2 separate regions of the Homo sapiens genome follow, and region 2 is linked to region 1. Evidence: read pairs that join two places in POLR2A ChIA-PET (ENCODE). Cell type or tissue: GM12878. All regions are shown on one strand.

Region 1 (8,000 bases):
GGACCACAGGCGTGCATCGCCACACGTGGCCAATTTTTGTATTTTTTGTAGAGACGAGGTTTTGCCATGTTGCTCAGGCTGGTTTCAAACTCCTGAGCTCAAGCAGCCCACGTGCCTCGGCTTCCCAAAGTGCTGGGATTACAGGCATGAGCCACTATGCCTGGCCTGAAATTACAATTCATAATGGCTTTATAGTAAAGCATTGTAATACTATATTGTACTTCATATAACAATTTATTTACTGCTTGCCATTTGTACTTGAGTTTTTCCAGTTTTTCAGTATATAATAATGAAATATGACATGGCTCTAAGCATCTTTATGTAAATTACTTCATTGTCTTTGTGTCTATTTTTTTCATGAAATATTCCCAAATAAATAATTATTGAACTAAAATGTAATAAAGGATATTTTTAAAATGGTAACCAGCTGCCAGACTGTTTCTCAGAAAGCTTGAACTGATATTCCATACCATGGATAATATTTTATCATAGCAATACAAAGTTTAAGCACTTAAATTTTTTTTTTTTTTGGCCAGTTTGATAGATGTAACTTACTCTATTATTTAAATCTTTTCATCTTCTCTGCGGTTAAAATAGAATGCTTGTAAAATTGGGACATGAATTTAGGGCAGAATCAGAGTGACAGCTTTCCGACAGATGACCTCTCCCTCATCAGTGTTATTTTCCAGTTTCTTTGGCTCATTTTGCAGTGAACAACCTAACAGGGTGAAAGTTCCAGATACTCTGACAAGGTGATGGTTTTGAAGAGAAGTTCTGCTGCTGGGCAGAAGAGGGCACTGTTTGTTTGTACTGAGGCAGAACAAACCCTGACCTGTTTAGAGAGAGCAATCACTGTCAGAGCCAGCTCTTCACTTCACACTTGTGGTCCTGTGACCACTGTGGTGGCGACCGCAGCTCCTTCCATGCATGACAAGTCCTGTTAAGCATTGAATTTGTTATTATGCACTGAGGTCTGTGAAGTTCCTGCCTCCTAGAAGACCAATGGAATCATTTACACTGCTGTCACCGAGGAGTTAGCACCCAGGCAGTTGCCTACCACAAGAAGGAGGGCTGGTTTGCTCCAGGAGACACCAGCCGGTCCGGACACCTGCAAGACTCTGGGGAACCACAAGGTTAATTAGAATTTGATGAGCAGTGAAGGTCAGGAATTTAGAAAGGCTGGAATAGCAACCAGACTAGGATTGTAAGAACATTTTTGTTAAAATTAAGAAGTAATACCCAAGATTTTTAGGCCAACCACATTTCTGTATTTCTTGTTTTTTTTGTTGTTGTTTATTTTTTCTAGTTAAAAAAAGTCACATAGGAAATGTACAAATGCATTATTATTACAAAAGATTAAATCACACTATGAAGTGCTGAGCAATCTGTATTCTCTCTTTGGCCTCTTCATTCCACTCACACTCCCTTTCTCAAAGGCCACTGCTGTTAATAGTTTGATGACTTTGTTGTGGGCCTTTACAGACACAGGTGCATACACTGTACACATATATCTTTTTTTCTCTCCAAGAGTGGGATCTTGCCATACATATTATCCTGAAACTAGTTTTTTCCCCCACTTAACCATAAATCGTGTCACTGTTTCCATGAGTTCAAATTGGTCTTCTTTTGCATAACTATCTGTAATATGGATTATCATGAATTAATTAACCATTATACTGATGAAACATTAAGGTTTTCAATTTTCACTATTACAAATAATGCAAAGTGAATGTTCTTGTGTTTGTAACTCTGTGCACAGACTTCAGTGTTTCTGTAGGATGGATGCCAGATGTAAAATTGCAAGGTCAAATTTTATGAGCACTTAAAGTTTTAATAGATGTGGTCAAATTGCCCTCCAAAAAGGGAGAAGGTAACTTCTATTTATTTATTTTTACTATACTTTAAGTTCTAGAGTACATGTGCCAACGTGCAGGTTTGTTACATATGTATACATGCGCCATGTTGGTGTGCTGCACCCATTAACTCGTCATTTACATTAGGTATATCTCCTAATGCTATCCCTGCCCCCTCCCCCAACCCCACGACAGGCCCTGGTGTGTGATGTTCCCCACCCTGTGTCCAAGTGGGGAGAAGGTAACTTCTTAAAGTTATTGATATGTGCAGTCACGAGAGTGTTTGATGGTGCTAAACAGAAGAAACTCTTATGTTGTAGGCCAGAACCTTCAGTGGGCTGATTATATTTGTACAGTTGCCTTTGCTTCACTCCAGTGAAACCATTATGGACTCTTTCCTAAATGAGAATCTTGGGGTTAGTATAAAGACCTTCTAAACTGCAATGGGCCTCTGTCATATTTTTCTCAGGTTTGGGCAGAGGGTTAGGATAAAGGAAGGAGCAAAGTGTCTTCTTGACCTGCAGAAGAGGTTCGGGGGAAATGCCTTACACATCAGCAGGGGCCATGAGAGCAGGTCTTATCTGTGATGCCTCATATCTGATTCTGCTCTTGTCTGCCTACTGTCCACACTATTCTTCGAATCATAATTAGATCACATCGCATTCTGCAGAAAGCCTTCTAGTGGGCACCCCTGCAGGTACCTTGGCTTATTAGGCCCCTTTACACTCTGACCTCTTCCCCTGAGACATCATATCCAACTAGGCTGCCTTGTTCTTCCTGCCCCAACCCTCACCTCTCAGCCCACTGGCTTCATTTTGGCTCTAAACACACCAACTGAGAAAGTGAAGGGACTTCAAGTAGATGTCCCGGAGGGCTCTGAAATGTGCCCTCTACTTTGGGAAGCCTGATAAATCTAACAGAATGCACTGAATCTGATTGGGGCCAGGAACTGGGAAGAACAATGAAAGGGCTAAGTGTTCCTGAGGTAGAGCCCTGAGAGCATGGTCTAAGGGCTGCGCCAGTGTTTCCCTGGACCAGATGTGTGCCGGGGGAAGAGATTTTACCTGGGGACCAACAGGGAGGAAAATAGGCCACAGAAAAAAGAGGCCAGTAGGGACTGCTAGTATGGACATGCAAAGTAGCCAGGAAAGGAGTTGCAACCAAGGAAACTGCAGGTGAAGGAAGTCCCAACAAGGAAATCTCTGAAGAGACCTTGAAAGAGCCTCATGTAGGAAAGGGATAGCTTAACATCTGTCTACTCAGCCACGACTTCAGCTTTAACCATCTGGTAGGCCCCCAAAGCCCAAAGAAACTTCCCAGCCAAGTAACTTTGCTAACTCTTTCTCTTTATGCACACCTCTTTATCTCCCAGCCCAGCCTTCACAAAGCAGAATACTGATTCTGTATTGTGGGAGCAGATGAGCAGAGAGAGCAGACAGCAGGAGGACTGGGCTCACTGGCCACCCCTCCACCACCCGAGCCATGTGAGCTGGAGAGGACATTAAAAGCAAAAATAAATAGAGAAATCTAGAGGCTGGGTTTCTCCAAGAGACTGGACTGTCAAACTTCCTCATTGAGACTGTGCTTTACACAGGTGAGCAGAAGGTTGCATCCTCTGAGAGTTGCTGGGAAGTTAGGGACTTGCCCAAGCCTTGGTTCAGTTGCAGAGTACTCCCACTCCATCGTGTGCGAAGCACACTTCTCAATCTTGGCTGTGTATTAATGTCACCTGGGAAACTTTCAAAAATCCCAATGCCTGGGCTATGCTACAGTCCAAATAAATCACAACCATTGAGGGTAGGGTCTAGGCATTAACATCTTTAAAGAGCCCACATAAATTCAAGGTGCAATCAAATGGTGAGAGATAAAAATAAGGTTGCCTTTAATCATAACTAAGAGATTGTTCCCTATACTAAAAATATATTTGTTTTTATATTAATTCCAGGGCCTTTATAATTCCTGAACTTTTTAATGTACAAATTACAGATTTAAAGGTAAATTATAAACTTTAAAAATATTTAGGTCATCTGTTACTTAATGCTATAAAGAATACTTTTTGAAAAGGTGACAAGGGCTTATCTACACACAAGAATCTAAACTATGTCCTACATCGAGTTGTGAGAAGGCTAGCTAGACCCCAAATTGCAAAAGTAGAATATGCATTAAGACTTTATCATTATGCTATAATATGATGAGACATACTCTAATTTACCAATATATATCAGGTTGATAATGATTTTAATATCAATGGATGTATTAGTTAAGGTTCTCTAGAGAAATAAAACTAATTATCTATATCTGTATTGACATAGATATTTATTATATAAATTGCTTATGATATTACAGGGGCCAAGAAGTTCACAATCTGTTGTCTGTAAGCCAGAGAACTAGGAAAGCTGGTGGTATAATTCAGTCTGAGACTAAAGGCCTGAGAGCCAGAAGTGCCAATGTCTGAGGGCAGAAGAAGCTGAATGTCCCAGCTCAAAGAGAGAGAGCACATTTTTATTCAGACCCCCAAGAGATTGAATGATGCTCACCTGCATTGGTGAGGGAATCTATGCAGTCTACTGATTCACATGCTAATCTCTTCTAGAAACATTCTCACGGACAAACCTGGAAATAATATCTTACCAGCCACCTGGACATCCCTCAGCCCAGGCAAGTTGATACATAAATTAACCATCACACTGAGCTTCAGTAGCATCACAGAGAGTTTTAATTGGATTTAGCTCTCTTCCTCCATTACCAGAAAGAAGTACCTTGGAGAAAATGGCAGTTTGGCAGAAGTAGCAAGAACCGCACTTGTGATGTATTTTTTTTTTTCATACAAACTTTCTCTCTAATGGTACTTATTAATTTCCAAAAGCCAAATATTTGTGGTCTGACTGCATCAGAATCACTTTGGGGACCTGTTAAAAATACTGATTCCCTAGTCCAATCCCAGAACTCTGGTGCCAGCCTTTCTGGCAGTGAAGCCTGAGGAGTGATGCTCCCACGTGGCTCTGATGGCCAGCCGCCTTAGGGCAGCACTGGCAAATGCTGGCTGATGATGAAACCTTAGACTAAGAAGAAATCTGGTGGTGGGGAGAGTACATTCTTAATTAGGGAAGAAACTACTGGCTGTTAAAAGGTGATATTAGTGACTTTGTCTTTGCAGATCAAACTGCCTATGGTGCCATCTGAAAGATTCCTCCATGAATATTTAGGAGGCACTGGGAGGGTTTCCTGTATTTTTAGTGGGGTGGTGGGGAAGGGGTCACATGGTGAATTTTCACAGCAGTTTTCTTAATCTGATTGTATGTTGAAATGATTTGTTATGGAAATAGGAAAGAGGAAGTACTGTAGTCTCTCACGTGGACTCAACCATATTTTTTTAAAGTAAGATTTTCCTTTTTGTAGAGATGGTTCTTGCTTTGCTGCCCAGGCTGGTCTCGAACTCTTGGCCTCAAGCAGTTTTTCTGCCTCAGCCTCCCAAAGTGGCAAGAAACACTGTGCCAAAGCCTGAGCCATCTTGTGGGACATGGACTCCTGTCTTTCAAGAGTCTTTCATCATCTTTCATGAGCTCCTTTCATGTCCTTCATGAGTCTTTCACCATCTTTCCCCTCAGTGTAGTACAAGGAAAGAGGAACAAGCTTAGCAGCCAGTGATGAAATAAAATCCTGCTGCTGCCACCCGCTAGCTGTGTGACTTTAGCCATGTTCCATAACCTCCCTGAGCATTCATGAATTCACTGGTCAAGCAGGGTTAACTTCTCACTGGTTTTGTGAGAATTAAGTGAGTTAACATACTTAAATATGAACTTAACCAATACTGATTCCCTTGTATAAATCTGTGTCCCTTGTTCCTGGGACAGAACAGGTGCTCCATAAAAGATAGGCAGAGATAGATGAAAGAATGGGTGGTCAGTAACTTGTACAGGACCTCACATCTGTAAGACATGCTAAACTATTTCTGAAAATGGTCTCAGACAAAGTTGTTTTTACCAGAAGTCATCTCAGGCAGTATTTTATGTTTTTGGAAGAAGTTCCTTCATAAGCTTCCTGGAATGGGAGTGGAGTAAGTGAGGGTGTGAATTGCTAGGACTACGAATCCTTTCCTGCCTACACAGTCCCAGTTGATACCTGTTGTAATAGCACCCCCTTTGACACTAGAAAGTATCCCAGGTTGGATACTTAATCACATGGTCATCATATGTAAGGGTCATGCTGAAATAACATTAAGTGGTCACTGAACCATCTTTGGGGAAGAGGGTTTCCTGCAGAGTGCTGGTGGTCCTGAACCAGTGTGTGAGCTTGGTGCTGGCGCAGATTTGTTTGGGTAGTTGAGGAGAAGCTGAGTATTGCCTCTAGCAACTTTCCCCACTGAGTGCTCAGTCCTCCTAAATACACCCTGAACAAAATAGTAGTTTTAAGGAGCACTAACAGACCCACAGTTCAGGCTAGCCCAGATGGGGCTACAACTATTTGCTACCTCAATAATTAGGTGGTAGAGTTATTTATCAGAAAGAGAAATGGGCTAAGCACCAGGGAGTCCAAACTTTAGGCTTCACGGTTATTTAAGCTGTGTCTGATTTACTTTTGTCAGTCGCATTTAGCTGCTGTCATTGCATGTGCTTCTGAGAGGCTGCAGCCAGCCCTGGGTGATGTCCCATGGAACTTTCCTGGGAGTTACAGTGAATAAATTTTGAGACACCTTAACAGCTCCTGGGGCTGCTCTACTCCTTTCTGTATTTCAAGAATTTTCCAAATAATTGGGCTGTTGGGTAAGTGTGGTCTAGTTTCATTGGCGAGGTGTGGCAATGGTTTAACACTGCACCGTGTTCTGCTGGAAAAGTGGGACATAGACCTGTGGCCTCTCCTTTCTCTATCTGTGCTCACTCCCTGGATAATCTCTTCTGATCTCAAGAATTTCATGCCACCTCCATATAGCTGACTCCCAAATGTATACCCTCAGGATGGAACTATTCCCAGAATCACAGGTTTGTATATATAGCGGTGTATTTGATATTTCTTCACAGATGGCTAATAGACATTTCAAACTTATTATGTCCAAAATTAAACTCAATGTTACCCCAAACCTCAAGTTTTTTCCATCTCATTCCCTGGGAATTCCATTCTCCCAGTTGTTCAGGCAAAAAAATCTTAGAGTCATCTTTGAATTCTCTCTTTCACTCGTACTACATTTAACATGTTAGCAAATCTTATCCATTTTACCTTTGAAATCTGTCCACAATTCAACAACTTTCAGTTATCTTCACTGCTTCTACTTTGGTCTAAGCCACCCTCAGGCATTGTCAAGATTATTTCAGGAGTCTCCCAGTTGATCTTTTTGCTTTCACCCTTGGTCCTCTCACAGTCGGCTGCAGCCAGAAAGATCCTGTTAAATGTAATTCACATAATGTCCCTACTCTTTTTTTCTAAAATCCTCCAGTGGTTCACAGGGACTGAACTGTTCTCTCTCCTACTTCCTCCATCCCAACTCTCTAAGATCATATACTGATTCTATGCCTCCCTGGCTCTGCTGTAGCTGCATTGGCCTCTGCTGTTTATAGAATAGGAACACACATTTCCACTAGAAGATTCCCACCAGGTGAGCTTCTGCCCCGGTCTCTATCCTTGCTCTTTCCTCTGCCTGGAATGCTTCTCCTTGAGGTATCCTCTCCATTCATCCCTGCCCCCTTCATGCCCTTATTCAGATATGGGCTTCTCGCTCTAAAGTTGCACCCACTCTTCTCACTCCTCTTCCCCTTTCTTCCTTTATTGTTCTTCTTAGCACTGGTCACCATTTAACATATTTTATATTTTTTATATATACATATATATACACACACACACACATATATATACACACACACATGCACACACACATTATATATAATTTATATATTATATATAAAATTGTTTGTGCTCCTCAACTTAAACATGAGCTCTGAGGGCAGTGATTTCTTCTGCTGCTTAATCTGTTTGAGTAACTGCTATAGTTTCAGGATTTAGTAAAGTGTCTGACATGAGTAGTTTCTCAAATACATTTGCTGAAGGAATTAATGAGTGAGACCTCCCGAATTCAACTGAGATTTACTGAGCATCAGCAATGGGACTTAGCGATAAACTTTATGATGAACATATTTTTATTTTAATCTTTTCTTT
Region 2 (8,000 bases), 330 kb before region 1:
ACTAGAAAGTGCACCACCTCTGGAATGCTGACTTCAAAGACGTCATTTTCCAGTGCCACTTCCTCTTCTTCCAGATCTCTTTGCTCAGTCATGCCCACCCTATTACTCCCCTCTACTTTCTATCCATCAACCCTCTCCTGGCCTCCCTTCTCTCCCTACCAGCCCACATTCCATGATCCACCATTATAAACTCTTCTTAAAATACCCTTAGCTCCCCTGCACTTCTATTTCTCCATGGAACCTGCCCTACAAAATTTGCTTTTTCTATGCTTCCACCTCTTCATGTGAACATTGCTAAGAGGGAAATCTCACAAGTCACCTTTTTTTCACTTGAAATTTATGATCACTATCCTCAGTTGAACACCTGCTATCACCCTGCTTTCCTCTATTTTGGACTCACTCCCCCTTTGTCCAAATGATGACCTCATACCTTTATGTCTCTCCGGGAACCTCCCACACCCCCTCCCACCCACATTCTAAATCAGTGATGTTACCACAGAAGTCGTTGAGAAAAAATACCCACAAGAGGCAAATATCCTGTCCTATTATTAAATGAGATAATTCACAATGGATTATTTGGCACAGGGCTTTCCATACAGAACCCACTAAGTAGATGTTAACTTTTATTAGTACCATTACTGTTGTCTTACCACTGCCAAATACACAAATCAGCCTGCATCTGTGCCTCCTTCTCTTGTTACAATTCAGTCCAATTTCCCTCTACTATAATGACCTAATCCAATCAGTATGATTCCCTCACCTGTCACAGTCACTACTGCTCAGGTAGGGGCAGGGCACATAAGAATTTTATTTGAGTTATAACGAAGCAAAGGCCTTCTTTTGGTCTTAAACTGGAGCATCTGTGGTTGTGAGAGTCACTTTCAATCCATGAGACGAAAATTCCAAGAAGAGAGCTGGCAATGAAAGAGGAGAGCCATAAATAACCTGATGACATGATTTGAGCCTTGATCAAGCCACATCTGAAGTCAGTCTACCTTTGGGTTTTGCAGTTATTTTGCTTAAAGTGGTTTGGTTTGAATTTTCTGCACTTTACGTCCATATTATATAACCAGGTAGTGACACACACAAAAATGAATCCAGGTCTTCTGAATTCCCAACCAGAGTCACTGAACCTCTCATATACTCCCATGTAATTTCTTAGGTGGTCTATAATTTAATTTTACTTCAATCAACTTATTTGAATTCACATTCGAATTCGCCATTAGCGTTTTCATACATTTCAGAAAAGAATATCCATATTACACTAAATTATTGCTCTCTGCCTTGCACATACGATTCCAAAGTCATCCTAGACCATGAATAAGCAGTCATTCCATATGGCTCCAAAGTGTGTTCTATCCGCTTTTCTACACTAGGGAGAAGTTAGTACTATCCTGAAATATGTATCTTTCCTGAAACTCATGGTATTACCATACTTGTTGAAGATGGGGAGTGTGCTGTCTGGAAGACAATCTTAGTCTGAACAATAAAAATAGTTCCCAAGAGATAAAAACTTAAATTGATAGGACTAATTTAGGAGTTTGAAAATGTATCATTCAGCAACCAAATTGATAACCTGTAGAGCCAACCAACTGACTTGATTTCTCCAGAAGACCTGCAAGCTCAAAATATGTAAGGCTCATATAAGTTGCTGAATGAACACTGGTTAATCTGTGCTCCCCCAAGACTCTGCTGCCAACTTGAAATATGTCAAATGCTGATGTTCCTGAAGTGCATTGTAATTTCACAACAGATCCTCTCAGTGTAGATTTGTCATTACAGTTAGAGCTAACTGTTACAGAATTTAAAAACATATTTAAAGGAGATGCTAACAATAGCCAATTTTATTTTCCTTAGAATGGCTCTAGTAACAATTATCTCACTGATGTCAATTCCTCAGCTATACTTGAGGTGATCAATGACTCATACTTTTTTGAAAGTTTGTAGACATTCCTATTCTACAAGTGTATAGAATTATTTATGAATTTGTGGTAACTGTAGGGTGAGTGATAAATGTAGAATAAGAATTATTGAATTATTGAAGGTTGACTTATTACATTATTGAGTGATGAATACAGAATTATTTATTGAAGGTTGACTTATTACATTATTGAGTGATGAATACAGAATTATTTATGAATTTGTGATAACTGTATGGGGAGTGATGAATATAGAATAAGGCATTGTATTTAGAGATTCACCTGTAGGGTTTTCTTAGAAAATATTCAGTAAATCAGTCTTAAAAAATAACTTGCTGCTAGTTCTGTGAGCATTTCAAATGGCTAAAAATAATATGATAGAGTCCAGGCTGAAATGAAACAAATCATAGAATACTAAATTGATTTTACAATAATTCCATTTTCATTAAAGTCAGTTTCTATTAGAGCAAATAATAATGCTGAAATAACTTTCTGCTTATATATAAAATATATTAAATTCTAATTTTTGCTGGACAAAAAACAATATATAGTCGTTCTTTGGTGTATGCAAGGAATTGCTTCCAGGACCCCCACATATACCAAAATCTGCCCATACTCAGTAGGCCCGCAATTGGCCCTGAGGAACCTGTGTATACAAAAAGTAGCCTCTCTGTATATGCAGGTTTCACATCTCAGGAATACTCTATTTTCAATCTGAATTTGACTGGAAAAAATCTGCATGTAAACAGACCAAACCGTTGTTGTTCAAGGTTCAACTGTACATGTAAGTCTCATTAAGGAGCAGACTAGTGGAATCACAGTATAGGAGACTATGAGAGACCAAAATTTCCCAGCATTTCAATCTTGATAATAATATCATAAATGAAATTAAATAGCAGAATCATTTACCATAACTTCTAGCTGGGTGACTTTGGAAGACTTATTAAACCTTGAAGCTTCAGGTTCATTATTTTCACACTCTCATATGAAATGTACCAAAACAAAAGGGCTGAGTAAGGATTAAATGAAAGAATGCACACAAAGAACCTAGAACACACATTACATTCAGTAAGTATTAACAGTTATTATTATCATCATCAACATTTATCAAATAAATACTTAGAGCATTCTAGATAGTATGAAACCTGCATTTAGACCAAAGGAGGCAGAGTGGGAAGGAGCACACTAACCTTGGCTTCCACTGGGGTCCAGGGACAAGGATGAGCTTATGGACAACTGAGAGCACCTGGATATTGTAGGGACCTCTGAAAACAGCTGGGGACCATGAAGCCCAAACTGGGCAAGTTGCCATTTCTGCAACGTTAAAAGGTAAACTTTCCACCTGTTTTGGTCAATGAACGGAAACTCGAAGGCTGATGAATGCAAAATCAATCTTCAAAGTAAAAAATGAATAACTGGGTTAGCAATTAATGGTTCAATTCATATTACTCTCTTAAGGTAGTGAAAAATAAAAATTGTGTAATTTTTAGTCTGAAACTCACATAATAAAAGAAAACATGCAATTGTGTTTTATTTTGCTTTGAACTACTGGGAAAAATCACAATGAATCCCCTTAAGGCTATTTCATTTTTTTTCTTTTTTTTGACGGAGTCTCGCTTTGTCACCCAGGCTGAAGTGCAGTGGCATGATCTTGGGTCACCGCAACTTCTGCCTCCTGGGTTCAAGTGATTCTCCTGTCTTAGCCTTCTGGGGTGCTGGGACTACAGGCTTGTGCCACCATGCCCAGCTAATTTTTGTATTTTTAGGGAAGATGGGGTTTCACTATGTTGGCCATGCTGGTCTCGAATTCCTGACCTCGGGTGATCTGCTTGTCTTGGCCTCTCAAAGTGCTGGGATTATAGGCATAAGCCACCATGCCCGATCCCCTTTAGGCTATTTTTAACAATACATGGCAAGAACCTAGAATTACAATTAAAAAACAATCACAGTATCATGGATCTAATGAACTTCTAGATATTTATGATACACTATTCTGTACCATTGGAATGGGAAAATATAGATGAAGCACCTTGATATGGTTTGGCTGTGTCCCCCTGCCCCCAGATCTCATCTTGAATTATAGTTCCCATAGTCCCCATGTGTAGTGGGAGGAGCTGGGTGGGAGGTAGTTGAATCATGTGGGCAGTTTCCCCCACACTATTCTTGTGATAGCAAGTTCTTATGAGATCTGATGCTTTTAAAGGGGCTTCCCCCTTTGCTCAGCTCTCATTCTTCTCCTTCCTGCTGCCATGTGAAGAACGTGTTTGCTTCCCCTTCCGCATGATTGTAAGTTTCCTGAGGCCTCCCCAGCCCTATGGAACTGAGTCAATTAAATGTCTTTCCTTTATAAATTACCAGTCTCAGGCAGTTCGTTATAGAGCATGAGAACAGACTAATACATACCTCTTCTCAAAAATTTTTGGTTATTTGTTTGGCAGAAGTTATCTGGAAATTCCCAATTTACTGTATAATTACCAACTGTCTCATTACTTTTACTTGCTTAATAATTTCTACGTGTAAGTATTCAACAACTTGTCTTCAGCAGTCTTTGAAAGTAGAAGTGAGAGATTCCTTTATTAAAGGCTCAGATTGGAAAATCCCTGTTTTTAAGGCCAATTAAAGTTTACTATTTTGGTTTCTAGAAGCTGGAAATCCCCATATAGTTTTCCCTATAGTAAGATGACGTATACTATAAATTCAACAAGTATTAAGGTCAAGTTAAAAGACCAACTACAGGTTGAGTATCCTTATTTGACATGATTGGGACCAGAAGTGTTTCAGATTTTGGAATTTTTCAGATTTTGAAAGATTTGCATATACATAATGAGACATCTTGGCGATAGAACCCAAGTATAAACTCAAAATTCATTTATGTTTCATATACACTTTATACAAATAGTCTGAAGGTAATTTTACATAATACTTTTAGTAACTTTTGGCATGAAATAAAATTTGTGTACACTGAACTATCAGAAAGCAAAGGTGTCACTATCTAGGCCACTCACTTGGACAACCTGTGGTTGTTTGGCACCACCATCATTCCTGACTTCGAATTTATATGCTACCAAAAAGCAATAATTTTTTAATACTTATTCACACATAGGTACTTCACAATAAAAAACATGACATACCATCGATACAGAGAAAAAATAATGTGTTTGGGGTAACTAAGCAGCACAGTAGCATCACTAGGTGCCTGTATCAGCTGTTAAATAGCAGCAACAAACAAAAGCAGGACTTTGGTCTCCACCTGTGATGCTGTGTTTTGTTTAAAAGGTTATAGTGCATTGTATTTGATTTTTTAAGGTGAGACAGAATATCACAAGTAGTTGAGGAACCAGGAAGTAGGTTTTCTAAGGTTGAGGAAGCATTCTGCTCGAAGTCTTTTTAAAATGTTTCCTCCAGAGTCATCAGCCTCATTAACAATGTTTTTTGTCTTAGAATGCTCTCATTGATTTTCATAAACAAACATGATTTCATCTTGTTATGAATGCATGCTGCTCTAGTCCTTACTCTTTCAAAAAGCCCATCACATGTTTTTCACCATGTTATCTATAGGCACTTTTTCTGTAGTGTTAACGTCATCTTCACCATAACTATTATTACAATCACCTTGATTCAGAACCATTTTGGCTATTTCATCATTGGTCAACGAATATACAGCAGGAGCCTCACCAATGGCAAAATCTTCTTTGATATGCACTTCTTCCAATTTACTGATGGACTCTGAAGATATTTTTCACATGTGTAAGGAGGTCAGACATCATCTTTTTCTCACGACATATGAAACCCTTCAAAGTCACCACCTTATTCATCATCATCACTGAACAGAGTTTTAGGCCAGAGCTTGAGCCAGGCATGCGCAAATGTATCTGTAGTTACTGTGTTCCAAGCATTGGTAATTGCATATATGGCATCCTTCCTCCTCTTGAAAACCTTCCACACCCACACCTCTGTTCACTGCTGCTAGTCTGCTGTTCAAGAAAGTGTTTTTATATTTATTCTTCTTTGATCTAGCACTGGTCATGGCTGAATTAATGAAGTATGTAGCACAGACTTTTTTTTTTTTTTTTTGGTGAGAATTTTTCAGCAGGAGGATGAGCAGAACGATTGTTAGGGACTAACAAAACCTTGCAGGTCCTCATCCTGTCCAGCTTCTCTGTAGTGAGCATGGGTCACTGGAACAATCAGTGAAACCAGTCAGAAAACATGTCCCTGGTGATCCATGCCATTTTATTAAAATAACAATGAACTGATAAGAAATTAAGACCTTGAAGCACTCCTTGAAATATCAAAGACACATGCCTTTGCTTATCACTTTAGTTTACAACTATGCATGCCTGCTGCATTAGCACATCCCAGCGGTGATTCTGTCCTTGGCATACTTAGTTTCTGTACAGGCTATCTCATCAGCTGTAGTCAGTGTGTTTCTGGGGCAATAAGGTTAAAACTGCGATGTTTCATAAGCATTATAGACTTGTTCTGGCATCGAATTTTCATCAGCGATGACCTTGTAAAACTTATCAATGAATGCCTCTGCTGCTTTGTGATCAGCAGAAACTTTATGACCACAAATCTTTAAAAAATTAATGCTATTTCTTAAGTTTCTGCAATCAGCCTGTTGAATAGTCACAGTTCCCTTTTTCAGTTCATTGTGATGGATCTTTGTTTCATGATCAGCACACCATTAAGCGGCCAATGTTCAGTGTGAAGCTGACAGATCCACTCAGTACATACTGAAGCTCTTCATTTTTAGCTGTATGCAGTGTTTTTCTATTTTTCATTAACTTTTGCTCATCACTTTCAACACAGAACTTCAAGAATTTATCCTTCTGTTTCTTCAGGTCACATGGGGTGGTCATTCTAACACTATACTCTTCCATAAGACATCTCATACTTACACTGCTGTCCAGTTTCTCCAACAGCTTGGCTTTCTGTACTATAGATAAGCATAAATTTGTCTTCCTTTTCTTATCATTGTTACCCACAGAGGTAACTGCATGTCTTTTTTGATACTTTCAACAATATATTTATACCATAGAGCAAAGAATAAGCAAAAATAATACAGTGTATAATGCATGTAGATCTTGCCTCATGTAGGGCACTTCAGGGAATCTGCCATTGGTGAATCTGGCCTGCACCTGTGCCATTTTATTACCTTTCCTGGGCATGCTTGTGGGGGGAATCTAGGCATGCGTGGAAAGAGATTGAAGCTAAAGGGGGTAAGAAAGTCTTTTTTCCTTTGGAGATGGTGAATAACTTTGTATGTTGTATAACTGCCTTTTTTTTTTTTTTTTTTGAGACAGATTCTCACTCTGTTGACCAGGCTGAAGTGCAGTGGCACAATCTTGTATCACTGCAGCCTCTGCCTTCCAGGTTCAAGTGATTTTCGTGTCTCAGCCTCTCGAGTAGCTGGGACTACAGGCACGTGCCACCATGCCCAGCTAATTTTTGTATTTTTAGTAGAGGCAGGGTTTCTCCACATTGGCTAGGCTGGTCCTGAGGTCCTTGCCTCAAGTGATCTGCTCACTTTGGCATCCCAAAGTGCTGAGATTACAGGTGTCAGCCCCGTGCCCAGCCGTGTGACTGCATTTTGACTGTGACCTGTCACATGAGGTCAGATGTAGAATTTTCCACTTGCGGTGTTATGTCCGTGTTCAAAAATTTTAAATTTTGAATCATTTTGCATTTTGGATTTTCAGATTAGGGACACTCAACCTGTATTAATATCTTGAGGAGTGAAATAGCAAAAACAGGATAGAACTTGGTGATATACCTTGGCAGATAAAAAATGGGCCTCTTAAGGATCAGAGCTCAAGCTCCAAATAAAACACTACATATCCTTTGGCTTGATACATAAATTATTGGGATGAGTTCTGATAACCATTGGTATGAAAAGGTTTTTAGACTAATATGTAAGTGAACAGAGTCTATAAATCTTCTTGGTCTTTATTCTCTCTATCAGTATTCTTAGGGCAGGTAGAATTGAATGCATTTTAGGAAGATCTCAAGTCTAGGATGGGAAGAAGGGTTCGGCAACTGAGTTTGTATTCTGAAAAAGCTACAAAGGTCTGAAACATA

What was found. ChIA-PET counts read pairs that join two places held together with the same protein. Peaks named below come from ENCODE experiments on the same cell type or tissue, not always from the same donor. Only the 100,000 strongest peaks of a DNase experiment are listed, where the experiment ranks them.
Region 2: POLR2A ChIA-PET joins it to region 1 with 7 read pairs; 1 of 35 experiments calls an interaction of 5 or more read pairs at or near these places.

What each region holds. Positions count from the first base shown.
Region 1 is chr4:141,306,553-141,314,552 of GRCh38, forward strand. No RefSeq gene overlaps it. Among named protein-coding and RNA genes, the nearest start is that of LINC02432, 22 kb to the right of the region's middle. In GM12878, a CTCF peak has its summit at 803 (motif pointing right); DNase peaks (open chromatin) are centred at 899 and 3,489; H3K27ac peaks cover 922 bases.
Region 2 is chr4:140,976,540-140,984,539 of GRCh38, forward strand. The region is part of intron 1 of RNF150 (ring finger protein 150); the gene reads right to left. Among named protein-coding and RNA genes, the nearest start is that of RNF150, 150 kb to the right of the region's middle. In GM12878, no CTCF peak of the experiment used is centred here; a DNase peak (open chromatin) is centred at 4,569.